5 separate regions of the Homo sapiens genome follow, and all the other regions are linked to region 2. The links are chromatin loops, found by intact Hi-C in ENCODE. Cell type or tissue: GM12878. All regions are shown on one strand. Links, peaks and the distances in the headings refer to the core of each region. The heading gives the core; the rest is flanking DNA. Region 1 overlaps LOC105375070 (a long non-coding RNA gene). Region 2 holds the start of LINC03040 (long intergenic non-protein coding RNA 3040). Region 3 overlaps RSPH9 (radial spoke head component 9). Region 4 has its middle 36 kb from the start of MRPS18A. Region 5 holds the start of LOC105375069 (a long non-coding RNA gene).

What was found. Hi-C counts contacts between places; a loop is a spot of excess contacts. Peaks named below come from ENCODE experiments on the same cell type or tissue, not always from the same donor. Only the 100,000 strongest peaks of a DNase experiment are listed, where the experiment ranks them.
Region 1: it touches region 2 in a loop (3-fold over the local background); 3 of 110 quality-filtered maps call a loop at or near these places.
Region 3: it touches region 2 in a loop (2.6-fold over the local background); 5 of 110 quality-filtered maps call a loop at or near these places.
Region 4: it touches region 2 in a loop (6-fold over the local background); 7 of 110 quality-filtered maps call a loop at or near these places.
Region 5: it touches region 2 in a loop (2.7-fold over the local background); 2 of 110 quality-filtered maps call a loop at or near these places.

What each region holds. Positions count from the first base shown.
Region 1 is chr6:43,852,917-43,858,808 of GRCh38, forward strand. All of the region lies in intron 2 of LOC105375070 (a long non-coding RNA gene), which reads left to right. Among named protein-coding and RNA genes, the nearest start is that of LINC02537, 3.5 kb to the left of the region's middle. RefSeq lists an enhancer at 5,313-5,892. In GM12878, for the core only: a CTCF peak has its summit at 3,422 (motif pointing right); DNase peaks (open chromatin) are centred at 1,445 and 2,564.
Region 2 is chr6:43,998,976-44,004,867 of GRCh38, forward strand. SCIRT (stem cell inhibitory RNA transcript) reads right to left here. Exons shown (of 5, transcript NR_125864.1): 2 at 2,068-2,141; 3 at 1,616-1,740; 4 at 243-533. LINC03040 (long intergenic non-protein coding RNA 3040) reads left to right here and starts at 1,610. Exons shown (of 3, transcript NR_160956.1): 1 at 1,610-1,725; 2 at 3,078-3,152; 3 at 3,706-5,892. LOC124901321 (a long non-coding RNA gene) reads left to right here. Exons shown (of 2, transcript XR_007059591.1): 2 at 1-579. RefSeq lists enhancers at 1,717-1,866, 5,607-5,892 and a silencer at 3,789-3,958. In GM12878, for the core only: CTCF peaks have their summits at 2,503, 3,973 and 4,650; DNase peaks (open chromatin) are centred at 1,506, 2,546, 3,786 and 4,534; H3K4me3 peaks cover 2,533 bases; H3K27ac peaks cover 254 bases.
Region 3 is chr6:43,664,294-43,669,293 of GRCh38, forward strand. The region is part of intron 4 of RSPH9 (radial spoke head component 9); the gene reads left to right. Among named protein-coding and RNA genes, the nearest start is that of MRPS18A, 21 kb to the right of the region's middle. RefSeq lists enhancers at 2,794-2,863, 3,484-3,633, 4,254-4,343, 4,434-4,593. In GM12878, for the core only: CTCF peaks have their summits at 3,108 (motif pointing right) and 4,160 (motif pointing right); DNase peaks (open chromatin) are centred at 3,118 and 4,043; H3K27ac peaks cover 1,432 bases.
Region 4 is chr6:43,721,092-43,726,983 of GRCh38, forward strand. No RefSeq gene overlaps it. Among named protein-coding and RNA genes, the nearest start is that of MRPS18A, 36 kb to the left of the region's middle. RefSeq lists an enhancer at 3,850-3,939. In GM12878, for the core only: a CTCF peak has its summit at 2,915 (motif pointing right); DNase peaks (open chromatin) are centred at 2,928 and 4,250; H3K4me3 peaks cover 333 bases; H3K27ac peaks cover 1,199 bases.
Region 5 is chr6:43,835,688-43,841,579 of GRCh38, forward strand. All of the region lies in intron 1 of LOC105375070 (a long non-coding RNA gene), which reads left to right. It overlaps LOC105375069 (a long non-coding RNA gene), which reads right to left and starts at 3,112. Exons shown (of 3, transcript XR_001744130.1): 1 at 2,967-3,112; 2 at 2,197-2,725; 3 at 1,245-1,324. In GM12878, for the core only: a CTCF peak has its summit at 2,773 (motif pointing left); no DNase peak of the experiment used is centred there.

The DNA.
Region 1 (5,892 bases), core at 373-5,372, 150 kb before region 2:
AGTCAATGAGCATTGAGGGGTAGGCGTGTGTTTTGCACTGAAACTGAACCTATGACTAGGCCACAGAAGGTTACCCTAGCCCAGCTGGGCATAGAAGGCAGAGAATACAGTTTGCAGTTTGAAGGGGAAAGAGTTTGATGATCCCCTGGCCACCTACTCTGGGTACCCACCTGCAGGAGTTACCTGGGGCAAAGTGGGGCACTTCATCACTCCCAGCCTTAGCTTCAGCTTGAGGAGTCACAAGGAACACCAGCCTGAGCCGCATGGGGACAAAGTGTGGTGCCCAGGCAAGGTCCAGTGAGTGGCTCAGAGGCAACATTGCCCAGTTCTATAGCCAGGAAGAATCCTGAGCAACTCCACCACAGATGGCGCTTCTGTTTGCACTGCACTTCTCGAAACTCATTCACCAACAGTTCATTCTGCAAATATTTCCCAAATACCTGCCATGCTTTAGGCCAGAGGTTCTCAAAATTGAGTGCACAGAAGAATCAACTGGGTAGCTTGTGAAAAAGGCTGACTCCTGGGCCCCACTCTTGGGTATTCTGGAGCAGAAAGGCGATAGGAGCTGCCCAGGAATCTGCACTTTTAATAAAGTTTCCTAGTGATTCTGCTGTGGTAGTTTAGAGCCATGCTCTTGGGACCTGTCCTCAAAAGGCCCATCAAGTTAAAAAAGGATTGCAGGAAACACCCATAATGCTGTCTGGTGAGTTCAGCAAGCCGGTGGGCATCTTCCAGGGCATCTGGAAGAAAAGGTATGCATGGCTGTTTTCAGAGAAGACCCAAGAAGACCTTGTGAGGAAGCAACAGGGAATTTCTGCCTCATTGTTGAAGAAAACTTGGTTGTCTTTTTGCAAAAATTGTATGGAACGTACCTGTCTAGCCACCCCAAAGCCTTTTCACATGATTGGCAAGGTAGAATTCCAGCAAGCACACAAAAGATTAGGTCTGAGAGTAGAGGTGTAAAGCAAAGCATACTTTTTTTTTTTTTTCGAGATGGAATCTCGCTTTGTTGCCAGGCTGGTGTGCAGTGGCGCGATCTTGGCTCACTGCAATCTCCGCCTCCCGGATTCAAGCGATTCTCCTGCCTCAGCCTCCCAAGGAGTGGGATTACAGGCATGCGCTGCCATACCTGGCTAATTTTTTTTTTTGTATTTTTAGTAGAGACGGGGTTTCACCATGTTGGCCAGGCTGGTCTCGATCTTCTGACCTTGTGATCCACCCGCCTCAGCCTCCCAAAGTGTTGGGATTACAGGCATGAGCCACCGCGCCCGTCCGCAAAGCATAATTAATACATTAAATGGGGCAAAGGAAAAGAATGCATCTAAAACTGCTGTCTTCGTCTGGTGGTAAGGAAGGAACAATGCACGACAGCCATTAGTATTAATAACTCACCAATTGTCTATAAACAGTCATCCTGAAAAGCACTGCTCGAGCAGTGCAGTCAGCTTTGTTTAAACCATGGCCTTGTGCTTTGTCCCACTCTCCCTGCATAGTTTCACCAGCTAAGACCTTTGTCTGCAGTTGGTATATTTGTAACAACAGGGTGTGTGCGTGTTTTCATTTCCCGGATATTACCATATTGATTACACTTTTGCAGACAGCACATTTCTCTCTCCTACCTGCTCCTTGGTTAAGAATCCTGGTGCTGAAGCGCTCAGTCATCTTGAGGACCTCACTGAAGGCAGGGAGGTCATAAAGGATGACTGTCCCCTCTGGGGCTGACCGCCATGTGTCATGCTTCTGGAAGTTTCCAGAAATATTTCTTTATTGAATGTTTCCATTCTTCCTTCTCAAAGTGAACAGATTTCTGGGCCTTTCTGCTCCCTATGGGGCAGGAGCTTGAGGTATTGTGCTGCTCAGAGGTGGGGACAGGACTGGACTATGTCCCAGGAGCTCCTGGAGGCAATACCCTTTCTGGCTGGTCCTGAGATTCCAGATCCTCATGCACAGAGGGCTGGAGGTGACCTTCCATTTCTCTAAGCTGGGCTGTGAGGCACCTGGGTCACAGACCCCACAGGAAGTGGATACTGCCAGGAAGTTCTTATGTTTATCCCAGTTCAATTCTACCTTGTTGGTTTCAGCCCAGAGTTTCCAGAGAGGTAGGGATTTTCTGGGGTTCTCCAGCTGGGAGGGGACATCCACAGCTCCCCTGGACACTCCCATGCCTCCAGAGGCTCCCTCCCCAGGGCATCTCTTCATTTCATTCATTCATTAATTCAACAAACGTTCACTGAACACCCATTGGGCACCCAGTACAGTGCTAGGCACAGGGACCCAGAGGTGGAAGGATGGTTCATGGTATAGACAAGTGGATGGCAAAGAAGCAGATCATTTTTCTCTAGTATGGTACGAGTATGCCAAGGGATTATAGGGGATAGGAGGGGGACCTGCTTCAGTCTTAGCGGGTCTATAGAAGGCAGGGAAGTCTACATGAAAGTGGTCATACTTTATCTGAGTTTTAAATTAGAGAAGTGGGGAGTGTGCTGGGGATGTCCGGGTAGAGAATACAGCCTGCACGTAAGCCTGGAGGCTAGAAACCACATGGCGAGGGCTGCTTTAGAAACCACCTGCTAGGGGCTAGATCCTGAGGTTCAAAGCAGGGAGAGTGTGGGCTCAGGCTGGAGAGGCCTGCAGGGGTGACATCGCAGCAGTGTGGTGGGGAACTGGGGTAATGGGGAGCCATAGCAGATGTCTGCTGGAAGGGAATGACCTAGTCAGATCTGTCAGCCTGACACCATCCAGTAGCATCAGTGTCTGATGCATCTTTCCCATGGCAGTGGGTTCCATGCACTTTTCCTAACAGGGAGCTCTGGGAAGGCTGCCAGAAGAACTGGACAGTGTCACAAGCTACTCGAATGTAAAATTGTAAAATTTGGGGAAGGGAGAAGGCTTCCAAGACAGACCTGGACTTGGATTTCTTGCTGTTGGAGTTCCGGCAAGGCACTGAACCTACTTAGGACTCATTGGCCTATCTGTAGAATGGGAGCAATCTAATATTTATGGCCGAGTTGTGGCGAGAATGAGAGAGCCTATAATAGAAGCTGTCAGATTGTGCAGTCCAGGAGAGGGCGGAAGCCAGAGCTCATTCCAAGGATGTAACTGGGGGGTCAGAGCCTGGTCTCCCTGCCCAGGGCCTTAGCCACCATTCCCTTTGCTGCCTGGGCTGCTGTCTGTGACATCCTACCTTGCGTGAGGTCTGATGACAGAGCCTGGGGAGCTATCCCCACTATAAACAGTCAGGCCCTGAGTTTCTCCTGCCAACCTGGTGCCTTGGCCCTGTGTGCCCTGCAGCCGGCCAGTCCTCTGTCTGCAGAGCAGGGATGGAGATGAGAGGGGCCTGCCCAGCTTCCTACAGACCTCACAGTTGTGCAAGGCCGCCTGAGTCCAAACAAACCGCAAACCTACCGCTTCCCTGGCAATTGCAAGCATTCTGGCCAGCAGGTGGCCAGGCTGTCACTGCTAGGGACAGCCAGGGCCCAGGTCCTAGAAAAGGCCTGCCTGACCAGGAGGGAAACTAGACTCATGTCTGGGCCTGACAGGATGGAAAGAGCTCCAGGCAGAGAGTCAGGAATCCTGAGTTCTAGTCCTACTTCCCCTACCAACTCACTGTGGGACTTAGGGCAGGTCCCTTCCCTTCTTTGGGCCTTAGTCACCTCAGCTGAGTCTGAGGAGTTTGGTTATGGTTGTCCAGGGTGCCTTCTGTCTTGGTGTTCTGGGAGTATGAGTTGCTGTCACCTGGAGGCCCTGGAGAGGTTGTGCAGCCTTTCCCTAGCCTTGGGACAAGGGGCACGCCAACCCCTCTTCATTCATTCAGTATCAGCTCCAACTTCAGAGAGCAAACCACAGGCAAGAGAACAACTATGTTTGGTTAAACATGACTGTGTAAAAGTGAGGAAGATCTTTTTGGCTCTGACTTGGAAGCTTCCAGTTGCTACTTCATTTATTCATTTAATGAAATTGAAGACTAAATTCAGTTCATTCATTTGTTTAACAAATCTTATGGGGCAGCTACTGCAAGCCAGGCACTGTGCTAGGACCTGGGATTTGATGGTGAACCAGGTAAGCAGGGTTCTGGTCCTTAGCAGAGCTTACAGGCAGGCCTGGTCTCTTTTTCCTGGGAAGCTGGGATACAGCTGGCCCATGAGCAGTATTGATAATAAGCCCAAGACCCACTGGGACCTCTGTCCATCCCAACTGTGTAGAGAGCCCTGTCCTAACTACTGAAGGGGAAGTGGAGGAGACAGCAAATGCATCCTGGCCCCCAGGATGCTCCCATGCTGTGCAGTTCCCCGCCCTGCTCCTTTGCAGCAGGTAGGAAAGCCAGCTGATTCCTCAGGGACCCATAGAAGCCATGTGTCAGCAAGCATAAGCCAGGCCCTGACTCAAAGGGCTCTGGGTGAGGGCAGCCTGCAGTTCCCAAGGAGGAGCCACCATTTCCTCCAGGGCCTCTTTCCTGGCTTTTGGGCTAATTCAGTATTCAGTGAGAAGGGGGTATAGATCAGGGGTTGGGAGAATGGCAGCTGGACATGGAACCATAACCCTTTGGGTCTGGGGGAACTGTTGGTGGGTGTGATCATGCCCTGGGTAGGCTCTGGGTCTTTCCAGAACCTGGAAAGGTGGAGCGGGTCTGCCCTGGCCCATGTGAGCCATTGACCCCTTGATGTTCCCACAAGCAGAACCCTACCCCAACACCTAGTAGAGGCAAGGATGTTAGCAGAGGGCTGTCCTGCCCCAGGGGGCTTGGCCCATGAGGGGGTGCCTTGAATAGGGGTAATGGGGATCTGGATCAAGCGCCCTCCCTCTATGCTCATGGCCAGTTTGGCTATCTGCTCTCCCTGCCTGGCCTTCCAAGCTCCCAGGTAAGGGATGCCGAGGCCCAGGACAGGCATCTTGCTTCTGCTTTCCCCAAACTCCTTCCACCAGACTCCTGTAAGAGTCCAGATGGGCAAGCACTGAAGGCCCCCTTCTCTTTTTTTGTCCCCTCCCCATCACTTATCTTTCAATAATCCCCATCTTACTTAGGCCCCTGCTGAGCTCGGCTTTTGGGGCAGTTTTAGACAGCATATTTAGTATTGTGTCAATGTTAGCTAAACTGATGTAACTTGGGGAAACTGAGTTCCAGAGGGAAGACAAGGGCTTGCCAAAGTTCACTCATCCAGCCAGGGCTGAGCTGGGACCAGAACCCAGCTTTCCTCAGGTCCCCAGGCTGGCTGCCTCCTGGGCTTCCCACAAAACTCTAGGCAGGATCAGCTGCAAAACTCGTGGTGCCCACTACAAAATGAAAATGGCAGACCATTTGTTCAAAAACAAACAATTTCAAGATGGTGACAGTAGAACATTAAACCAAGTGTGGGGCTCTTGACTGAGCCCAAGCTGCAGTCTGAGAAGCTGGCCCTTATTACCCTAGGGGTGGGGAAGGAGGAGAGGGAGACCCCCTGCCAGATCGCTCCTGGGCGGTCAGAGGGCACGTGCCTCACCACTGGAAGGTTCCCTGAGCCAGCCAAGGCCTTCCTATTGCCAAGATGGGTAAAAGCCACAGTTTAGGGAGCCCTCCGGCACAGAGTCACTGCAGTGCAATGCCAGGCCTCCAAAAGATAGGGGCAAGACAGACTCAGAAGTGTGTCTTTAGAGTGGCTAACTGCCTTAAACATCCCCTGCTGGAAAGTTCTTGGGGGCCCAGGAGGGATTGGAGGTGCAGCCGCCACCACCAGCAGGGGCTTCAGGCTGAGTGATGAGGGAGGTGCAGAGGGGAGGAGGCTGCACAGTTCCTACCACCTTATGCAAGAGGGAGAACAAAGGGGCTTTGCTGGGAGGTATTAGAAGATTAAGTGGCTGAGTCCAGGACAAACTCAGCAAGCCCCTTGGGACCTGAATTAGCAATAGCAACTGAAA
Region 2 (5,892 bases), core at 494-5,493:
ACACTCACCGCGAAGGTCTGCAGCTTCACTCCTGAAGCCAGCGAGACTACGAGCCCACCGGGAGGAACAGACAACTCCAGACGCGCCGCCCTAAGAACTGTAACACTCACCGCGAAGGTCTGCAGCTTCACCCCTAAGCCAGCGAGACCACGAACCCACCAGAAGGAAGAAACTCTGAACACATCTGAACATCAGAAGGAACAAACTCTGGACACGCTGTCTTTAAGAACTGTAACACTCACCGCGAGGGTCCGCGGCTTCATTCTTGAAGTCAGTGAGACCAAGAACCCACCAATTCCGGACACAGGAGGATCGCTTGAGCCCAGGAATTCAAGACCAGCCTGGGCAACCCAGCAACACTCCATCTCTACAGAAGTTGTAAAATTAGCTGGGCGTGATGGGGCGCATCTGTAGTCCTAGCTACTTATCCTAGCCTTGGCGAGAGGATCACTTGAGCCCAGGAGGTTAAGGCTGCAGTGAGCCATGATTGCACCACTGCACTCCAGCCGGGGTAACAAAGTCAGACCGTGTCTCTAAAAATAAATAAATAAATAAAAATAAAATAAATTTGACAACCAAGTTTAAATGGTGTTCTCATTATTCCCATTTTACAGATGCAGTCACTGGGGCCCCCAAGAAGTTAAGTGATCTGCCTAAGATCACATGCCTTTGTTTATATGTGTTGGAATTTTTCAATTCTCTCTGGAAATCCACATCCTCCACCCCCAACCCAGACTCCAACACAACTGCTTCCACCACGGCCCACCTGCGTACCCCACACATATCCCTGAAGTGCAGACTTCCTCCCATCCTTCCCCAGGAAGATTCCCTGGTCTGTGGGGTAGCGAGTGTTGGGGTGGTCTCTCCTTCCCTCCCATGCTTCTAGATTCCTCTGTAGGGTCCCGGTTTTGTTTTTGGTGTGGCAGCAAGCTCACTGCCTTTTTGAGTACTGTATGTCAGTGAGTTTGCATGCACACACCTGGAGGAGGGATGTGTGGGCATGAGAGGTATCTGGGCAAGTGGGCTTACTTGCCCACCTGGGGCACATGTGGGTACAGTGCAGTGGAGCATACATTGCCTAGATTGTAACCGTGTGTGTGCCTAGACACAGGCAAATGAGCCCATGTGGGTGTTCATGAAGGGCCTGCCCCCTGCATGTTTGGGGGTCTGTAGAATGAGTCCCCATTTCTCTCCCCTTCCCAAATAACTGCCACCATCTTCAGTTCAGACTCCTGGGCCCCAGGTAAGGGGCTGGTGAAAACCGCCTGTGACTGGGGACAGAGACACCTGAGTCTTAAGCCCCACCCAGGCTGCTAGTGCCCTTGAGCAGGCATCACCCCACCCAGGCAGCGGGAGTGTCCTCACCCAATGGGATAGGGTGACATGGGGGAGGAGGTTTGAAGCGGGGAGAAGGCAGCGAGGCTTTCAGCTCCCTAGATGGGAGGCTCATTACCCTAGCACTCAGTAGGTTGTAGGGAAGGGGGACTGAGCCAGGACTTGGCACTGACTACAAAGGGTAGGGGCAGCCCCCAGCACTCCCGCCGCGGCAGGCCAGGGGAGGGGCTGTGACGTTTGGTGGCCTCATGCAGCTGAGAGGAAGTAGCTAATTGCCAACCTGATGACTGGCGGCTGAGGAGTGGGGTGATGATGCCACTGGCAGAAGCAGGCGCCCTGGCCCAAGGAGGAGGCCCTTCAGCAACGGAGTGGGCCTGCATTCTGCGGAGGGTGAGACTGAGGTGGCTGCAGTCAAAGGAGAAGGGGGCAGGGGTTTGTTGAGGCTGTGACCGTGGGAAAGCGCTTCTCCAGGGCTTCCCTCAGCTTCAAGGAGAAAGAGTTCAGAGGCCCTGAGGGGATGAAGGGACTTGTGAAGGGGCTTCAGGGGGATGGGTTGGGGGGAAGGAGGTTCCTATTCTTACTCCCCTTCTGCCTATGCTCCCCCAATGTTCCTGTCTCTCCCCTCCCCCACCTTGGCCCCCTCTTTGGCCCCTGTGGCCAAAGTTGTTGAGGAAGGAGGGAGTAGATGGAGGGCTCTTTTCACCAGAAGACCCCCAGGCACAAGCAGCCCACCTTACTGATGGTCAGAGCATCCAGAAGAAGTGGCAAGACTTCAGCTGTCCTCAAAGCAGGAAGACAGAGTGTTTCTGGCAGAAAGAACAGCACAAGCAAAGGTTAGGCAGTGGGGTCTGGAGAGGCTGGTGGAGGACTGGGGCTTGGCTTCAATGGTTATGAGAGGAGGTGGGCAGGATGTTCTGTACCAAGGGCCACACTGTCCCTTCCTGGAAGAAACAGTGGGTACCCAGCACCCAGAGCTTCTCCCACATGCTGGCCACCGCCTCTGGCCCCAGTAGACCTGGCCCTCAACTGCCTCAGCAAGCCTCACAGGTTGGGGACCCCACCCTCATTATTCTCAAGTGCATCAACCCCGAAGGACTGAAGCCCCGAGTCCCAATAAACAGGTCCCATCCATCCGTAGGCCAGTCCGCTGGGCCCCTAGCACCCCCTATGGGCAGGAAGCAACACTAATGGAGGAGGAGCCTCCAGCAGCCTGGGGTGGGGTGGGGGTGGGAGAGTGAGACGTGAGGGAGGAGAGAGACTTGCCCTCTAGGAAGCGGACAGACCATGCCTCAGGAAACCCCAGTGTCACAGGTCACAGACACTGACCTTGAAGCGTTACTCTCATGGGTGAAATTTAGCCCCTGTCCTCAGGAAGCTCCCAGTCTGACGGGGGACACATATAGTGCTCTCAGAGCTGCCTTCTTTAGGGTGAAACTCAGTATCTGGGCTTCAGGAAACTCCCAGTGTAAGGGGAGAGACACGACCCTGCCCTTAGGGATCTCTCAAATGAGGCATACCCACTGGACTTTCGGGAACCATCAATCTGTTTCCAGACATGGATTAGAGATTTCAATGCCTCAAGGGCTGCCAGGAAAAAAAATACAAGACGTCCAATTAAATTGAATATCAGATAAACAACGAATAATATTTTAGCATAAGTCTGTCCCATACAATATTTGGGACAGACTTACACTATTTAAAGTATCCAGTTTAACTGGAAGTCTTGTGTTTTTATTTGCCAGATCTGGTAACCCTAGGTGCCTCCAGTTTGAGGGAGGAGAGAGGACACCCCCTCCACCCCAGACATAGGAAAGCAGGTAAACACCTCAGCGTGCTCCGGAGGGCAGGGGTGGGGCAGGAGGAGAGTCCTGGGGCTCCGGCTCGCGGCAGTTTAAAATTCCTTCCAGGCCAGAGCCCTAATCCCTCGGTGCACAATGGCCGCCTTCTCCCCCGCCGCCCGCGCCCACGCCCTCCCCCGCGGGGCCGTGGCAGTGCCACCAAGGGCCTCTTTAAGCCCCTTTGAAGCCGCGGAGCCCCGCGCCGCAGGAGGCCCCGCCGCTATGCCAGCTATGCCAGCTATGTCCCTGCTGCCGCCGGCCGCCACCGCTCCCCCATTAATGCTGGCTAATCTGGCTAATAAATAAACTCCCCTCCCAGCCCCAGCCCCGCGCCGACTCCTCCCCGCCCCCGCAGAATCGATGTCAGGGCTCGACTAGAGCAAGCGCCCGCACTCCACCCCACTCCCTCGAGATGTAGCTGACGTTTTTTCTTATGGCTGCCCTAGGTCTGTAGCCCGTCGGGGATTCTCGGGGAGACGTGGGATTTGGGAGGTCTCCGCCTAGCCACTGCGTTTGCCTTCCTCTTTTCCAGTCCACCTGCGCACCAGGGGCAGGACACGTGGCTGGGTGCAGACGCTGGCCCGGATGTCGCGGAGGACTCGCGGGCCGGTAGAGCGCGCGGCGGCGGCGGCGGCGGCGGCGGCGGGAGGAGACGCAGGTCACGCCCCCTTCCCACCACCTCCCGCCGCCGACGGGGCGCGCGCGCCGAGGAGCCCGGGACAGGTGACTCCTAGAGGACTGCGTCTGCGCCTCCCCCGGCGGGAGTCCCTTCTTCGCGGCCTCTGCCGCCCCCTGCGTCCCCTCCTGGGCTTCCGAGAGTCTGACTCAGCCAAGCCGGCATCGCTTCGCCTCCTACAACACACCCCGAGCGCGAGAAGAAATTACAGGATTGCAGGGGCACGGCTAATGCGCTCTAATTACCCACCGCCGCTGTCATCCGCGGCGCTCCGCGGCGCTGGGCCAACGCGCCGTAATTAAGACGCCGCTCCCCGGTCCCGGAACCCTCCCTTCGCCACCCTCCACCCACCCACCTCGCGGTCCCCAGGACCACTGGCTGCCAACTCCTGCCGCCCTCTGGGACTGCCCCTCAGTCCCAGGAGAGCTATGAGGCCTCACTGGGGGCAGAACTTGGGGAGACCGAAGCCGGCCCTTCCACTCCCCTAAACCTACAGTCCTGGAAGGTCTCTGCTGGAAGAGACTGGGAGAGTGGGGAGGGGCCAGGGACCTATTTCGTTGACAGAAACAGTGAGGTCTATTGGAAAGTTAGCCTTCAGTGGGAGGAGTGGCAAAGGCACGCAGGGCAGCAGTACCCCCGTTTGGCACTTGAGGCACGGAGAAGGGAAGGGAAGTCCGCCCAGCCAGAACTCCCAGACCCGCTCGTTTAACAGTGGCTTTATGAGCAGCACGACGGACTCCCTCCCCTGGCGGGGAAATTACCTTCCTGCGAAGAAAGGTGACATCCCCGCCACAGACACGGAGGCCCCGCCTGCTGGCCAGCTGTGGCCGCCATAGGGGAGCTGGTGAGGAGTGAGGTGGCTCTGGCCTCCCATGTCAGGTAGGGTGAGAGAGGCCCTGAAGATAGAAGCCAGGCCCGAAGGCCAGAATTAAAGGGGTAGCTTGGCCATCAGCTCCTTCCCCCAAAACCAGGCTCAGAGCTCTCCTCTATCAGCAATTCTTTCCTGAGGTCCAGGGTGTTGCAAACTCATGGCCTTGGGCCACGTTTTACCTTCAGTGAGGTTTTGTTTGGCTTGCAATGAGTACATGGGTTTTAGGTTGAATGTGAGAGTCTGCAGACAATGTGGGTTCTCCGACTGCCCTCCCAGTGAAGGTGGACCTCTGATTTAGACCGGCCCGCTGGGCCCGTGCCTACATCCTTTTCCTCAGCGTCAGGATCTTAGTCCCCATGATTGCTGCCCCTTTGTGGTCTGCATGTTTCTTGGTAAGGGTGCCCAGTCAAGTGTCTCTGGGAGCCCCCTCTTCTCTGTCATCGTCAGGCTCCCCACTTGCAGTGGCCGTGGTGGCTGCACATGCTCCCGGATACCCCTCCAGCACTCCCTTTTGTCATCTTGAGTTTCAGTCCGTGACTTGGGTGGCACCCTATCTTCTCCATCAGGGATGGTAGCTATTTTTCTGCCATGAGACTAGAGGTTGCTTGAGAACAGGAAATTGGATCTCTCCCTTCAGGCTGGGATTTCACTAAGGGCTGGAGAAGGGGGGAATATGGGAGGATTATCTCCTATCACAGGGAGCGCTCTGAGGGCAAGGCTGTGTCTCCGATTCAGACTGACGGTTCCCTGAGGATGGGGCTGTTTCTCCCCTCCGACTGGGGCTCCCTGAGGATGGGGCTGTTTCTCCCCTCCGACTGGGGCTCCCTGAGGACAGGGCTGTGTCTCCCCTCAGCCTGGGGCTCCCTGAGTCAGGGCTGTGTCTCCCCTCAGACTGGGGCTCCCTGAGGACGGGGCTGTGTCTGCCTCAGACTGGGAATCCCTGAAGATGGGGCCGTGTCTCCCTCAAAGTGGGGCTCCCTCAGGACAGCGTTGTGTCTCCCCTCAGACTGCGGCTCCCTGAGGACGGGGCTGTGTCTCCCTCAGACTGGGGCTCCCTGAAGAAAGGGCTGCTTCTCCCTCAGACTGGAGCTCCCTGAAGATGGGGCTGTGTCCCCCTCAGACTGGGGCTGCCTGAGGATGAGGCTGCATCTCCCCTCAGACTGGAGCTCCCT
Region 3 (5,000 bases), core at 1-5,000, 340 kb before region 2:
GATCTCAGCTCACTGCAGCCTCTGCCTCCCGGGTTTGAGTGATTCTACTGTCTCAGCCTCCTGAGTAGCTGGGACTACAGGCGTGAGCCACTGCACCTGGCCTTATTATTAATTTTTTTAGTGGCAGAAAGTCCTTAGAGATGAGTTGGGGCAGGCCTAGGAGGGCCTAGAAGGCCAAGGCAGTAGAAGCTGCTGGTGGCTTGTGAGCAGGTCTGTGACAATAAGGCAGTGGTACACAGGTGGAGCGAGACAGGGCAAGGCAAACCAGGAATCATGAGGCCATTTCAGGGCTACTGCAGTGCCCCAGGGGCCAGGCAATGGTTCTGAGTGGGTAGGAGCTGCCACCAAGGAGTGGCCATTTGGGCTTCCATCATACAGGAACATCTGAGTCAAGCTACTCTGAGCAGGGCCAGTGCTGTAGTGACAGAGAGGAGGGTCTCCGGACAAGTAGGGGGATATGAAGAGGGTCTATAGGGGTTGGGGCATTTCTCGCCCATCAGACATACTTCTCAGACTCCCCTCATCTCCTCCATCTCTGCTCCCAGACTTGTCAGGAGGCTGAGGGTGCTGTACGTCCCTCGTTGACAAAGGGAGCCTGGAACGGCGGTGGTGATGGAACCTCAGAGCCAGGGGCTGAGGGGTGGGCCTACAGAAGTCCTCTTCATTCCCCTAATCTGAGGGCAGCAGCCCTGTCCCCTGATTCAGGGTGTGTCTGGCAAGCCCTTTGCAGCCTTCTTACCTGCAGCTGGATGCTCCAGAATCAGAAGATGAAACTCTCCTTTGTGCTGGGTGAGAGGGGCTGGTGCAGTAGTGCTGCTTTGCCCGTGGAGCCTCATCCACTGTGCAGCAAGAGGGGTGAAGAGGGTGATAGAGCTTCTGCAGCCAAGACCAAAGCCAGCTAGATGGGGTGGGGCCCAGCAAAGTCTTCCTAAGGGAACACCATCAGCCCTATCTGCCCTCTGCTGTCTCGGGTAAGGTGGACCCTGGAGGCAGCTGTCTTTCCTTGCAACAGGAGAAGTAAAATGTGGAGCTTTGGAGTCTTCCTAAAGGCTGCTGGGGTTGGGGCTGGGCAAGGTGGCCCATGCCTATAATTCCAGTGCTTTGGGAGGCCAAGGTGGCAGAATCGCTTGAGCTTAGGAGTTTGAGGTTACTTGTGATTGGCCACCATTGCATTCCAGCCTGGTGAGCCACTCTGATGTGTCCAGTTGGCAAGTGAATTCATCAGGCCTATGGGAGGTGTGGCATCTGGGCCTGGCAGGTGGGTGAGCTGCAGTGACCCAAGGCCCTAGGCATCCTGCCCTGATGGTGACCTCAGGGCTGCAGGATCAGCTGCTGGCTTCACTTCCCAGTCCACCCCACCATGTTGCTTTATGAGCTGGAACCTTGGAAGCTGAGGACTCCTGGCATTTCCTGGGCATGTGGGCCTCAGGGGAGGGATGCTCCTGGCCTTACCTTGGGAAACCTCCCCATACTCTTCAGGTCCTTCCTCCCAGAGCCACTACTACCAGTTTTTCTTTCTTTCTTTCTTTCTTTTTTTTTTAATTTGACAGGGTCTCACTCTGTTGCCCTGGCTGGAGTGCAGTGGCCAGTGGGATGATCTTGGCTCACTGCAACCTCCGCCTCCCAGGATTAAGTGATCCTCCTGCCTCAGCCTCCCGAGTAGCTGGGACTACAGGTGTGGACCACCATGCCTGGCTAGTTTTTGTATTTTTTGTAGAGATGAGGTTTCACCGTGTTGCCCAGGCTGGTCTTGAACAACTCAGCTCAAGGGATCCACCCACCTCAGCCTCCCAAAGTGCTGGGATTACAGGCATAAGCCACCGTGCCCAGCCTAGGCCCACCTTTTTCTCACGATGGTTCGATGAGGGTCATGGCGATGGAGTGGAAGTGTGGATGGTCACAGGAGAGCGGACAGCTCTGATTTTCCTCCCCGGTCCCCTTTCCTTATCAGCTAGGAAAAGAGCAGTCTGAGCTGCTTGGAGGCTCCCCTGCCAGGCAGGCAGCAGCTGGGCTGGGCTGCTAATTGGGGCCAAAATCCCAAGGAAGAGTTCCCTGGGACACCAGGACTGGCTGGAGGGATGGGATTTGGCAGCTGTTTTCTGGCCAGTTAGGATAACTGTTTCCTTTCAGGGTCTGAGGCAGTTGTTCAGGGTGACTTCACGTGGCTTCTGAGCAGGTGTGGTTTTGGTTGGCCCTGTTCCTGGGACTCCTGCTCTGTGTCCATGAGGTAGGCCAACGACTCCGCATCTTGTCCCTTGGCCAAAGTGACAAGAGACACCTTGGCTGAAGAGAGGAGTGGGAGAGCTGTTGTCCTCATGAGTTGTCATGCCGTGTCCAGGGATCCGCAAAGTTCCATGGGAGTGGGTAGCTGGTTCTGGGGTGGCAGGACCATCCTCCTGCCGGATCCAGGGTAATGACTAAGAGTTCTCTGACCTTGGGCTGCAGCCAGGTGGCATAGATGCAGCCGTGGGTCAGGAGGCCATATATATACATATATTTGAGACAGAGTCTCGCTGGAACCTCAGCTCATTACAACCTCTGCCTCCTGGGTTCAAGCAATTCTCCTGCCTCCGTCTCCCAAGTAGCTGGGATTACAGGCGCATGTCACCACGCCTAATTTTTGTATTTTTAGCAGAGATGAGGTTTCACCATGTTGCCCAGGCTGCTCTCGAACTCCTGACCTCAGGTGATCTGCCCACCTCAGCCTCCCAAAGTGCTGGGATTACAGGCGTGAGCCAGCACGCCCGGTCAGGAGCCTAGATTCCTAGGTAGTATCTTGCCATTCGATGCTCCCTGAACATCCACTATATCAGCAAATAGCCACTGAGCAGCTACAACAGGCACCTGTGATGCCCTTGGAATAAGAAAAACACCTCCCTTGCCTCAGAGGTTTGGGAAGATCAAATGAAACAGAGGATGGGAAAGGGAAATGTAAACTAGAGGGTGCCTTGCAAGCATCGGTGTCCTGGGAGGTAAAGGAGGAGGGCTGGAGGGCCACTGCTCCTCTCCTTGCTCCACTCTGGGCTGGTGCAAAGGTCTCAGAATTGCCAGGTGCACACAGGCTGGGGCTCCTTCCCAAGCAATTCCTCAGCAGCAATGCTCAGTTCAGGCAGCAGAGGGCAGCAACGCGCCTGCCTGCCTACCTGGAAAGCAGCCTTTGAAAGCTGCTGCTGGTGGTGGTTGAGGACCGGGAAGGGGGCGAGTGAGGCGGGCATGGGCGCGGGGGGGAACATGGTGCCCAGGGTCAGCCTTCCCTTCGGGATGTGCGCAGGTGGCTCTTCCTGCCCCAGTTCCTTGGAAGCCTGGCTGACAAGTGTTCAGCCTTCTGGGCCACGGGGCCTGCCTTTGCTACTCGATTTGATACGGGTCTGGCAGCCAGAGGTTTCTCCCTCCTCCTCCTCCTCTGTCCTCAGGCCTCTAGGGGGTATATGATTCTTGTGGCCCTTGTAGGGGATGGGGGTGCCTCTCCCACTGGGAACCCATGGCCATTTTTTTTTTGTATGTGACAAAAATTTTGTTGGTGCTCATCTGAGAGGGTTTGAGCCATCTGTTGCCCCTGGACAGCCCTGGTCCCCAGCCTGGCCTACTGTCCCTCGATCTTAATCCCAGAGCTGCCTTTCTTCCAGGATGGCAGGAGAATGTAATTAGAGTAAGTACGCCCTAGCCTGAGGTTTCCATACTAGCAAGGTGGGTGAGACCCTGTGGGCCCAGGAAACCCAGGAGGAACCCCTCCTGATTTACCAACCTGTACCCATCACATCCTCAAAACACAGCTTCTGGAGAAGAGTGGCTGCTAGGGGGCAGGAGGGATTTGGGGAGAGAAGAGAGAGCGGGGGCTGTGAACCTGCAGCACCAAGTCTGCAGGGGGCTTTTCCCCGAGTCCTGGAGGCGGTGACAGCAGCTGGCTGGGCTCAGCCTGTTCAGCAGTTGCAGTAAGAAAGTGGGTGAAGGTGACAGCAAGTGCTTGGCTCTTCAGGTAGATGCTACGTGACTCCTGGCACGTTGAGTCTGTGTTTCCCGGGCGACCAGCTGAGCCAGGGACGATGAGAGGACAGGAGTGTGACAGGAATGCGAGGGAGGGAGGCAGTGCTGTTTTCTGGCTGGCCCTACATGCCGCTACCGTACTCCACCAGCACCCTCCCGCCTGCGCAGCACTGCCCCCTGCCAGGCGGGGGCACTGTATTTCCCTAGCTCCCCTGCCAGTTTCTCCTTGCTCTCTGGGTAGGAGCCCCTGCTGATAGGCCTAGGCCACTTCGTCCAAGAACACTGCCCCCCGCCCCCTGCATTATCTACTGGAGGCAAGAGGTGGCCAAAGCCTAGGCAGGCAGGCTGGTGTGAGGGCAGGGCAGGACCAAGCCCTTGCCCAGGCATGCCAAGGTGCTGGCAACAATGAACTGACAAGGGTCTAGGTTGGAGGACTCCAGGATTCCATTTTCTCCAGGGCAGCACCTAGCCCAGGCAGGCTGCAAGCTGCCCTCCCTCAGTAGGCAGATAGAGATGAGGCAGTCTGGTCTTAGTTCAAGGGGCTGAGGGACTGTCTTTATGGAGCCTGGTCCCTGACGATACTCTAGGCTGGTGGGGTGACCAAGTGAGGGAATCGGATCTCCCTGGGTCTGTGCTTCTTGTCCAAGGCTGAAGCAGTGGAGTTGGAACACTCTGTCCTGTTGGACCCCCACCCTCATCAATCCTAAACAATCTGTTTTCTGGAGATGCATGACCAGGAAAGTACCAGGCTAGGGACTCTCAAACTCTGAGGGCAGGTCTGAGAGGCAGAGGACCTCAAGCACCCAGAGAAAAGTTTTAAGAGTCAGGGGAAATACTCCTTCTCAGGGGCAGTGTTCCAGCCGGAGCCCCGCTAACACAGGGGCACTACTTTCTTCTTGATGTTGTCCAGCAGGCACTGTGTGGGCTGGAGGGGGCTGACGTCATCCTTTGCATGGGCGATGGCACTTGGTGCTGGCCACTGCACGGTGCTAAAGTGAGCTTTGCGATTGGCTTCT
Region 4 (5,892 bases), core at 557-5,556, 280 kb before region 2:
GAAGCGGTGAAGGGAAGCACAGGATAAGTTTCTATGCTATGACATTTTATCACAACTGGACCTGCCTGAATCTGTGTGATCCAGGAAGACTTCTCGGAGGAAGTGACATTTAAGCTGAAGTTTACAGGGATGAGAGCAATGTGTCAGGATTAGCTTCAGCTGTAAGTGACAGAAAACCCCCAAAATAAGAGTGGTTTAAACAAGACAGAAGTTTAATTTTCTTCCATAAGTGAAGCCCAGAGCTGGGTGGTCCAGGGGTGATGGAGAATCTCCATAGTCATCACAGGTGCCAGGCTCCCTCTAGCTAAATCCGTGGCTCCACCATTCTCACATTCTCACATCTCAGTCCAGAATGGCTTTTCCAGCTCCAGCCATTATGTTCATAGTCCAGTCAGCAGGAAGGAAAAAGGTGAGAGAGAAGGAAATGATATGCTCCTGCCTTTAAGAACACATCTTTGTAGGTGACACACCATTTCTACTCACAGACTTTTGGCCAGAGCTCAGTCACATGATTCTCCTAGCTGCAAAGGATGCCAGGGAATTTGTCTTTATTTTGGGCAGCCATGGGCCTATCACTAAAGAAGAAAGGGAGATGGCTAGACATTTATGCCACAAGGAACTATTCAGGTGAAGATGGGAGTACTAGAGTTGAGACTGCTAGGGTGAGGGACATTAAGAATGACTCAAGGATCCCAGGTTCTGCTGTGATCAGTGGAGTGTCTGGTGGTTGCATTTGCTAAGCTAAGGGACCTCAAAGAAGGAGCAGGTTTGCTGACCAGGAAGAGTTAAGTTTGAACGCATTGAGTTGAAGGGGCTGTGAGCCATCTGTGTAGAGAGGCTCATGGATATATGGGTCTGGACTCAAGAGACAGGTCTGGGGTAGAGGTCTATCCTGGGCATTGTAGGCATATTGGTGGCAGCTGCAGCCATCAAAGAGAGGAATGAGAAGGCCCAGGGAGCAGTGGAGAGAAGAGAAAAAGCCTAGGGCACAACCTTGAGAATGCTGGGAACATGTTCACCCTCATTTTGAGTTTTCCTTTTGGGGCATTGTCTCTTCTCCATCTTGTGGGGTGAAAAAACAAATGATCTGCTTTCCTACTCTAGAGTTGGAAGGATCCCTGGAGACTCATTGCACCAGGCCCTCCCTTTCACCTCCATGGAGCAGCCGAGGGGCGGCCATCTGACCTAAACTCAGCTGGTCAGACTCTTGGGTCTGGGCATCTTGAGCATCCTGACACTAGGATGGAAGGGGCCTTTGGAGTTCAGCCAAGTCACTTCTGTCTGGTTTCCAAGTTAGGTACTCCAGACTCCCAGTCGATTCTCTGACCTAGCTCCTTAATATTTTTCCAGTTAATTCTTTTGTTTTTTATTTTTTCTTATAAGTGCCAGAGGTGGTTTCTGTTACTCGCAAACAGAGAGGAGCCAGTGAAGGAAAATAAGATGGACAGGACTTCAGAGGGGCAGGAAGAGAGCCGAAAACCGGGAGCTAGGCTTTACAAAAATAAGCGAAAGAGTATATCTTGAAGAAAGGAGTAGCCAGTGGCGTCAATTTTTATTTAGAAAGTGTCCAGTATGTCTGTGTAAGCATGGGAGAAAAAGGCAAGAAGGAAACACAGCTGTTAACAATGAGGAATAATGGGGGGAGGCTTCGATAGATCTTTGTTTCAAAGGACAGGAACCCAACTCATACTTGCTTAAGACAAAAACAACAACAAAAAAGTAATTTATTGGCTTATATCACTGAAGAGTCCAGGGGTGAGTCTGTCTTTGGCACAGCCCGGACAATGTCTGCAGGGCTTGGTCTCTGCTCTCCTCTGTGTGGGCTTCCTTCTCGCGCATGTTCTCCTTAGGCAGTACTCCTGGAAACTCTTGGAATATACGTACCCATTTAGTAACTTCGGAGAGAGCAGAAAGCCATTCTTCTTCCCAGTGGCTCCAGTAAAATTCCAGGATTGACTCTGATGGGCCTGGTTTGGTCATATGTCCTTCCTGAACCAATCACTATGGATAGGACTTTTTTTTTTTTTTTTTTTTTTTTCTGTGCTTGAGTGGTCTGAATCTTCCCACGGAGACAGGGAGATGGAGTCATTTCCATCCAAGCCACTTTTACTGAGAGTGTAGGGACTGCCCAGAGGAAATCAAGAGGCTATTTATCAGAAGAAAGAATGGGTTCCGGGGGATGAAAACCCAATCTGTGTTCCCGTTGACTAGGGGGAAGGGTATAATGACTGGCTAGGTCTGCTCACAAGGCCATGCTTGGAGGACATGAGGCAAGTCCACTTGAGTCATCTTCCCCAAAACCACGGGCACTGGGCAGAAAAAACTACACTTGAACACTGTAGGTGGATTGAGGGGTGGGCAGAAGCAAGAAGAGCAAAATAGCACGGGGAAGGAACGGGTGGGCTCAAATCCAGAAATCCAGATTTGAATCTGAGTTTTGCCATTTGGTAATTTTTAAACTTCTGAGCCTCAGTTTCTCATTGGAAAACTGGATCAATGCAGGAACAGTGCCTGTAGAATTCTTATGAGAATTAAATGGAATACTCGACATAAAGGATTCAGCTCTGTTCCTGAAAAAGCCAATGAATGTTTGCTGTTATGATAGTGGTCTTGAACTTCCATGCGGGTGACTGTGCCCTTGATAAGGGGTCAGGCTGTCCTCGGAGCCCTCTTCCTCATGCCATCAGGGCCTCCCCAGCACAGGCCTCAGAACTCACTAACATGTTGCTCAGTCAAAGCCTGGCCAGATTCCAACCCCAGGCATGAAGGAAAGCATAAAGGATCTGGTGTTTGGGTGTGGTCACGGTGGGTCCTGATGGGGCTGCGTCAAGGCTAATGAGGAAGAGGCTGGAGGGCCAGGGATTGGCAAGGAGGAAGGTGAGGAGTAAGGGGAGGGGTGATTTTGGCTAGAGCCAGCAGGGGTCACTGCAGATCTAAGTAACTTCAGGGAAGCGGCAGGGCCACCCATGGGCCCTCCCACATTACTACCTGCCTTCGTAACTGGGATACAGGTCTTGGACCAGTTCTGGGGAGAAGGATTGGGATTGGACTCACGCAGTGGGAGGTAGCTGCCTAGGGCATCTGCCCTTGGTGTCCTCCGGGGCCTAGGCTGTCTCTCCTCCATGGAGGCTCTTCACCAATGGGGTGTGGGCCTGGCGTGCCACCGGACTCTGAGTTCCAGCAGTGCCTAGTAAGTGCATCTTGAGATGCTCCCCTATAAAGAGCTCTGAGATTAAATGCGTTTCCTTGTCTCGTCCCTCGTCTCTGAGGGTTGTAGCCCAGATTAGCATGTTAGAGGCTCAGAGAAGTCCTGCAGTCAAGAAAACCTGTTAGACTGTGTTTAACTCAGGTTTCCTGTGCTTATTTGAGCCCGTTTGCCACAACATAGTTAGGGAAATGCTGGCTTAAGGGTGGGAAAGGGGGTGTGCTTGATACATTAACCTTCCCCAAGAGCATTTGCCCTCCCAACACACTCCCTCCTCCACCCATTGCAAGTAGTGTGTGACACATGTCTGTTGTAGAAAAGTGGGGGAAAAAACTACAAAGAAGAAAGTTACCCATCCCCTGCCTCCAGAAGAAAGTTACCCATCCCCTGCCTCCTGCTCCTTAGTCTCTTCTCAAAAGAGCTCTGGCCACTGTCCTCGGTCTTCCTGGAGAAAGGGTGATGATGGAGCTCCCCTCAAGGCACACCCACTTCTACTGGGGAGAAGCCCCAAGAGGAAAGGGCCCTTTTAGAGGTCATCTTATCCACCCCTCCGTCTCCTCTCTGTGCAGATTCTTGCTTCCCTCTCTTGCTGACATTCCTACAGGAAGGGAGATGGTGGTGGTGGTTTGGAGGGTGTTGAGGGGCGCAGAGGGCAATTGGGTATGTAGATCATCAGGGTGGAAGGTGAGCTTCCTTTCTAGGTGGGGAAACAGGCTCAGAGAGGGGCCATGACTTACTGGTGTTTCACAATGAGCCAGTGGTGGAGCTCACAGATCCTGGCCCCAGACCAGGCACCCTCCTCCCCCTAACCCCCATCTCCAGCTCTCAATGCCAAGAGTCTGGAGCGGGCCCTGTGCACTCCAGGCAAGGCTGCGGTTTCTTCTGTGGGACTGTGGAGCCACCCAGGGTGTGTGGGTGCTGCGCACGCGCACCACAGTTGTGTAACAGGCTCTGGGGCGTGTGCACGCGCTCAGTAACCTGATGCAACAGGGAAGCTGTGGTCCCGTGAGCTGGGGTGTGGGCGCTTGGCCGGTGCCCAAACCACAAAGAGTATTTGGCTGGTGGCTAAGGAGGCCAGGCATGGGGGTCGCAGAGTTGTCTACGTCAGGGCTTGTCTATCCCTAGTTGCCCACATCCTGGTCCCTGTGGGCGCAGGGCTGGGAATGGGGCTGCCTGGCCAGGTGATACTGTGGAGGAGGGGTTGGGGCCTTGCCCCTTCCTCCTTCTGTTTGCCACGATGCCTATTGTGATGAGGATGGGGGGCAGGCGGGGCTTCCTCCCTGTGGTTCCATCTCTTCCTGGCTGTAACCCCCCAACCCAGTTCTGTACCCTGCTCTCTCCACCAATCCTGGAGCCCTCACCACAGATCCAGGTCATTTTACACAGCAATATCTGCCTCTCACTCCCCCACCTCCCCTGAGTCTCACAGCCCTGCCCTCCCTACATAATAGGCTTTCCTGGGCACCCCAAATTGGGAGAAGCAGAACGGGGAAGGAGAAGAAGAGTGGCCACTTTGCAGCCAGCCCAGATGCTGACTTTCCGCTGCCACTTCTGAACTGAGTGACTGAGAAAGATCAGTGTCCCTTCTCAGCCTCCATGTACTCATCTAAGAGGTGGGGGCAGTGATACTCCCTGCTGAGAGTGGTGGAAAGATAGTGTGCTCCTGTGAACAGGAGTCCTGAACTCTTGAACTCTAGGGTCTAGGAAAGAACTCCATGAAAGGGGAGTTGCCCCTTCATTCTGCTCCATGTGGATTGAGTGTTAGGGCACCCGCCCTCCTCCCAACTCCCCAGCATTTCTATCACCAGACAGGGTGGCAGGCACTTTGGAGAGCCAGGGTCCTGGGAGGAGGTGGCCCATGAAAGCAGGCCCTATTCTGCCTGCCTGTGGCCACCTGTGTACCCTCTCTCCCCTCTTGTCCGCAGGGAGGTGGGGCACATGCATTTCTTCTGCCCCTCTCCACTTGCTCCAGCACTTCAGAAAGGCAACATCCTTGGGGGTGGCCAGTGGGTTCCAGGGATGCAGGGTTAGGTGACGCAGGGAGGGCATCTATGCCCAGTGTCCTGACTCTCTTCCCTGGCTGGGCTGTACCTGGCACGTTGGGGCTCCTCTCCAGTGCTCCCAGGATGCCCTGGATCTACATTGCCTTATTCTGCACTAACCACCTAATGTTTTGATGATCTGCTTATGCATCTACCTAAAAATAACAAATGATGCACTTTGGGAGGCCAAGGCGGGAGGATTGCTTGAGTCCAGGAGTTTGAGACCAGCCTGGGCAACATAATGAAACCCCTATCTCTACAAAAAGTAAACAAATTAGCCAGGTGTGGTGGTGCACACCTGTAGTCCCAGCTACTCAGAAGGCTGAGGTGGGAGGATTGCTTGAGCCCAGGCAGTCAAGCCTGCAGTGAGCCACGATCATGCCACTGCACTCCAGCCTGGGTGACAGAGTGAGACTCCTCCATTCCACCCTCCCCTTCCCTGGGAAAAATAAATAATTGATGACACTTACATAGTGCTCACTATGTTCCAGGCTTTACATATACTAACTCGTTTGCTTCCCATGGTGGAGATGGATATGATTGTTCTCCTTGAGGAAACTGAAGCCCAGAGAAGGCAAGTAAGTGCCCTGCTCAAATTTAATTCACTTGTGTTGTCTAACCTCAGTCACTGTCCTATCACCCTGT
Region 5 (5,892 bases), core at 412-5,411, 160 kb before region 2:
GGATTTCTAAGAGTGAATATTAGGTCTCATCCCAAAGGCTTTTTGTCTTAAAGCCCCTTCCAGAAAGTACTCAGTATGTAGTAAGGAGATCAGTGGGAGTGTCTTAGAGGTAAGACCGAGAGTGGCCCTTTGAAGGTGGCGAGGGAAGAGAAGGGTGAGGCATTCCCAGGGTTGCAAAGACTCAGGAGGGCTATGGCAGGGGCCTGGGGCGCTTCCCCTGTGTTGGGGATGTGACTGAGGCTGGGCATTGCTCACTGAGTAGAGTCGATGAGTACAGCCAGTTCCCTATAATGGTGGGTGTCCAGGTCCTGGGAGGTGACTCGCCTTGTCGAGGGAAACTGGTGGGAGCAGGAGGTGTTTATGGTTTTCCCTCTCCTGGGGGCAGCTGGAGTGAGCCAAGTTTACAGTTGCCCAGAACTCTATAAACACACTTGGTGAGCATGTGTGCGTATGTGAGTGCCTGTGCGGGTGAGTGTCCCCTGACATCTGACTGTCACCCCTGCTGGGCGGCCCTGACCTTCCTGACCTTGTGAGAAAGGAGAGAAGATGCTAAGCTGAGTGACTTTGCTCTCTTGGGCCTGGTGACACCTACTGAAGGGGTCCGTAAGCCTGGGCTATGTGGGACCCTGGGGGCCCTGTAGGCTTCCTTGGGAGGAAGGCCTTGAGGGGATCCTGGAGAGTGGGGAGGAGGAAGGGCATTCCAGGCCTGGGGAACTGCAGGAGCAAGGAGGTGTGTGTGTGTGTGTGTGTGTGAAAGAGAGAGATCGGAGCAGGAAAGGGCGAGCCTTACAAGAAAGAGAAACTTTGGGGAAGCCTTTAGATCTGACCTGATAGTTCGTAGAGACATATTGAAACCCTGTCTGGCACACAGGCCCCACGTGCTTATTATCATTAGTAATTATGACACGACACAGAGGTATTCCCTGGTTTGGTGACTGGGTAGCCTGAGCCCTCCATATTCTGGCCAGTGCTGAACATGGCTGGCATTAGGGATAGCTTGTGGTCTCAATTAGGGGCCAGCAGTGGCCAGGGTTAGGGGTCAAGTGGTAGCCAGGGTAAAGCAAGCTTGTAGTCAAGATAAAGGGTCAGCTGTGGTTATGACTGGCTGTTGATAAGTGGTTGGGGCTAGAGGTCAGATACTGACAATGAACAGTTTTCTATGTATGATGCTAACTGCTCTGGAAGCAGCTCACCTTATCTCGGAGGCATAATGAAGAGGCAGGAGCATTTGTCTGAGAACTAAGAAGACTTGGGTGTTAGCCCTTGTTCTACTCACTTATTCGCTGGGTGAGTTGCTTCACTTCTTTGAACGTCAGTCTTCCCTCTGCGGGAAAGTAACAATGCATGCCCTCCTGCCTTACAGTATGTGAGGTATTTGTTTCTGGGTATCCTATTATTAAATGTGATTAAATAATCATTAATAGCAACACAGCCTTTCCAATCTCACCCTGCCAGGCCTGTAGGTAAACCCTCAGTGTTGGCTGAGGGTAGGTTGGGGGAGTGGTTAAATAATGGTCCACAGACTTGGCCACTCATTGGAATTACCTGGACATTTACAAGAGCATACTGATGCCTGACTTACTCCAACCCTCCTGCATTCTGAATTAATTTATATGGGGTGACCAGGGCATCAGATGTTTTTTTAGACAAGGTCTCAGTCTGTCCCCCAGGCTGGAGTGCAGTGGCACGATCACGGCTCACTACAGGCTCGACCTCTTGGGTTCAATTCTCCCACCTTAGCCTCCCAAGTAGCACCAAGGACTATAGGTGCATGCCACTATACCCGGCTAATTTTTAAATTTTTAATAGAGACAAGGTCTCACTCTATTGCCTAGGCTGGTTTTAAACTCCTGAGCTCAAGCCATCTTCCCGTCTTGGCCTCCCAAAGTGCTGAGATTACAGGTGTGAGCCACTGTGCCCAGCCATGCATCAGAATTTTTGAAAGTTCCCCAGGTGATTCTAATGGGCAGCCAAGTTTGAAAACCACTGGGTAAAAGCCAGTACAAATGAACTAAAGAGAATGAGTCTTTAAGCAGCAACCTGAGCTGTAGATAAACCAACCAGCTGAATCCATGCCGCATTTCTGTGGGGAGCTGAGATGGGACAGCAGCAAGAGGCTTGGGGAGAACTTTCTCACTTAACCCTCTCCATACCTCTGTGTCTTCATTTGTCAAATGGGGTTATCTTTATACTTACCTCACAAAGGTTGTACTTTATAATAATCAGCCCCAGCCAGCCAAGAGATGTTGACTGAATATTGGGGACTGGAGTGGAGAAAGCAAGGTCCCTGGAACTTCCCTTCAGCGCTGCCTTACCCGAACTTTTTGAGGATAGTCTGAAGCCTGGGGATGGACAACATGACCTTGATGAACCTGGAATCTCCTGGCCCTGAAGAGGATCTTTGGCATATATGTCCCCTGTTTCAAACATCGTCCCCCTCAAATGCACTCACATTCATTTCATCACGTCTTTCATTTTTTTGTTCATTTCAGAAAATACCATCCCCATACTAACCTGTAGGACAGGTGGGGGATGGGGAGATGGAGTTCCATCACCTCTGGCTCTTTCCAGGGTTGGGATGGGATGTTATGGAGCCCCTGGAAGCTTCAGCTGAGGGTTGGGGGCAGCTCCTGGCCAGGTTTCCAGTGTCTTGGTCCTCCGGGGAAAATGAAGTTTTCTTTTGTGGTCTGTGTGTCTTTAAGACTTGAAGGCTGTGGGGACCTGACTGGGGAAAATTCCAACCAGTGGGTTCCTTTGAAATGGAAGTGACATCTAGTGGTCTGAAAAAGAACTGCCAAGTTGACCCCCCCCAGCCCCAGGCTGCCCCTGGGGTCCCTTCCCTGGCCCCAGGTCACTTTCCTGCTGGGCCACAACCCTGCTTGAGGGCAGTCTAAGTCCTGACAGTGGGCTTTTGGTGGCAGGGTGACTCTCTTGGCCCTGCCCAGGCTGGAACCCAGGCCAGGTACCTGCACTCAGGTCCAGACACAGAGAGGCCAGGCCCAGGGCAGCCAGAAGAGGCCCAAATATGCCAGGGCTGCAACATCGCGTCCCCAGGTGAGGTGGAATCCTTGGGTCTCGTGTCTGTTGATTCTGAGGAGCCCTGTCCTGAGTCTTCCACAGAAGTCAGAGTGCTGTGCAGGCCTCAGTGCTGAATCATCCTGTGGCCAGGCTGCTGTTATGCAATGATCCCGCCGTGGGTCCACTGGTGTCAGCGGCTGGCCTTCAGCCTCCCCTTCAGGGAGGCAAGGGGCTTTGGGCGGTGCATGTGCCCAGACTTGGGATGTGTGAAATGACGGCCTGCTCAAACACCTGGCCTTGGAACCAAAAGGGAGGGTGGGAGGAGGGGACAGTGCCCAGTCGCTTGTTCTCTAAGGTTCCTGACTTGAGGAGCCCCAGTCTGAGGGGGAGACATAGCCCTGCCCTCAGGGAACCCCAGAGATCCCTGATGAGGGCGGGAGCAGGAAGGAAAAACACACGAGTGGAACAGACCTGATGAACCCTGCAAAGCGCCAGAAAAGCCAGAGCAGATGATTTTAGGACAGCAGGGCCCCAGGGGCTGTGCTGGGAACGGGGCAAGTGACTGGCACTGGGATTGAGTGGCTGCTAGTGCTCAGGGGAGGCAATGCCTTTAATGATGGCAGGGGACCTGTCCCCTGTCCTCCATGTGTGTATACCTGGGTTTTTCCCCAGCACCTGGTTCACAGGATGAGAGGCCTCAGTCCATCTCAGACACTAAGCCCCATGGCACCAGGGCCTGGGCAGGTAATAAAAGAGACTCAGCAGGACTGGGAGGGCTTGCTGGCATTGTTCGGACACTTGGCATGCATCTGTTTCTTTCCTCTCTGCTGTGGTCCTCACTGGCAGCTGGGTGGAGAGAGAACCCACTTGGGAGGCAAGAGCCCTGTGGGCCACCTCAGCCCTGTCTCTGCCCTACCCCACCCCTGAGCGAGGCACAGCTGCCTCTGGCCTTACTTATGGTTCTGGAAGCTTCCTTGGGCCCCTTCTCTAAGACCCTTGGCTCAGGCACATCCTTCTGGGTTGGGAGGCGTCTCTTCCAGAAGGTGGGTGAGTTTGAAGATAGACTTCATGAAAATGCTATGCAATTGGCTTGCTTCTGAGAGATTTGAACAGCTAGCATTTTAACAATCTCCCAGAATTTATGAAGTAGAAAATACTTGTTTAGCATTGTCTTATTTTTAAATAATTAATTTTAGTTCAGGCGTGGAGGCTCACACCTATAATCCCAGCACTTTGGGAGGCCGAAGCAGGCAGACTGCTTGAGGTCAGGAGTTTGAGACCAGCCTGGCCAACATGGTGAAACCCCATCTCTACTAAAAATACAAAAATTTTCTGGGAGTGTTGGCAGGCGCCTGTAATCCCAGCTACTGGGGAGGCTGAGGCATGAGAATAGCTTGAACCTGAGAGGCGGAGGTTGCTGTGAGCCGAGATCGCACCACTGCACTCCAGCCTGGGCGACAGAGTGAGACCTTATTTCCAAAAAATAAATAAATGAAATAAATAAGAGATACTATATGGACACAGTGAAAAATGCAAGCGCAATAAGAATTAGGGAACCTAGGTGAAGGACATCAGCAGTTCTTATTTTTGCAACTTTTCTGTATGCTTAAAAAAATAAAAAAGTAAAATAAATAAGAAGTTAAAAACAAATTCAGACAGAAGTGTAAGCCTCTCTTCTAACCTTTCTTCTAGCCACTTACTCAGTCCTTCTCTTGGAGGCCCCTGAGTTACCAGTTTCCTGTGTATCCTTCTAAAGGTAGTCTAAAACATATACATTTATAAACTGTTTTCCTCCCACATGAATGATGACTTTTCTCCACACCGTTCTGCAACTTTTTTCTCTCACTTAACAATAATCTGGAGACCATTTGGTGTGAGTGCACAGATAGCTGGCTCATTCTTTTTCTTCACTCCAGTTTATTCTACCAAACAGATGTTTCAAATGTTTATTTGGAAGAGATTGTATAATAAGGTGGTTAAGAGCATAGTCTTTGGAGGCAGAATGCTCTCGTTCAAGCCAGTTGTTTAATGTTGAGCCAGTTACTCAATGTCTGAGTGACTCAGTTTCCTCATTTGTGATCCAAAGATAACAGCATCATCTACCTTGAAGCATTTTGTGGAGATTCAATAAGATAAAGCTTGTAAATGGCTTAGGACAGTGCCTGGTGTGCAGTAAGCACTCAATAAGTGTTCGCTGCTCCTCCTGAGGTTATTTTGCCAGACCCTTTTTGAGAGAGCTGGGCTGTTTCCAGACTTTTATTATTATAAACAATGCTGCAAACAAATAGCCTTCCCCACACGTCATTTGCTCCTTGTGGGAGTGCATCAACAGGAAAAATTCCAGGGAGTAGAATTGCTGGGTCAAAGACCGTGTGCATTTTTAATTTTGAAAGATATCATCAGGTTGTCCCCCTTAAGGGGTGGTCCCAGTCACTGGGCCACCAGCTGAGTTTGAGCCTGTTTCCTCAGCCTCACCAACAGAGTGTGTGTTTCATTTGAACATATCATTTCTCAAATTTGTTTGGGCAGAGAAGTCTGTTATGGAGTTTCTTGGGGGATCATTTGGCCTTCAAGCCCCTCTCCCCTATACCTGCCTGAGTCTGTCAAGGAGTTTGTTGGGAGAAGCCAGCCCACCATATGGTCTAGACTGGTCTACAGCCAGCAAAAGGCTCCTGAAAGTCTCTGCTAAGGTCAGCTGCATATTCCTTCAATATGTTGATTCAGGCAGGGTGCGGTGGCTCACGCTTGTAATCCCAGCACCTTGGGAGGCCGAGGCAGGTGGATCACCTGAAGTTGGGAGTTCGAGACCACCCTGGCTAACATGGAGAAACCCCATCTCTACTAAAAATACAAAAATTAGCCAGGCGTGGTGGT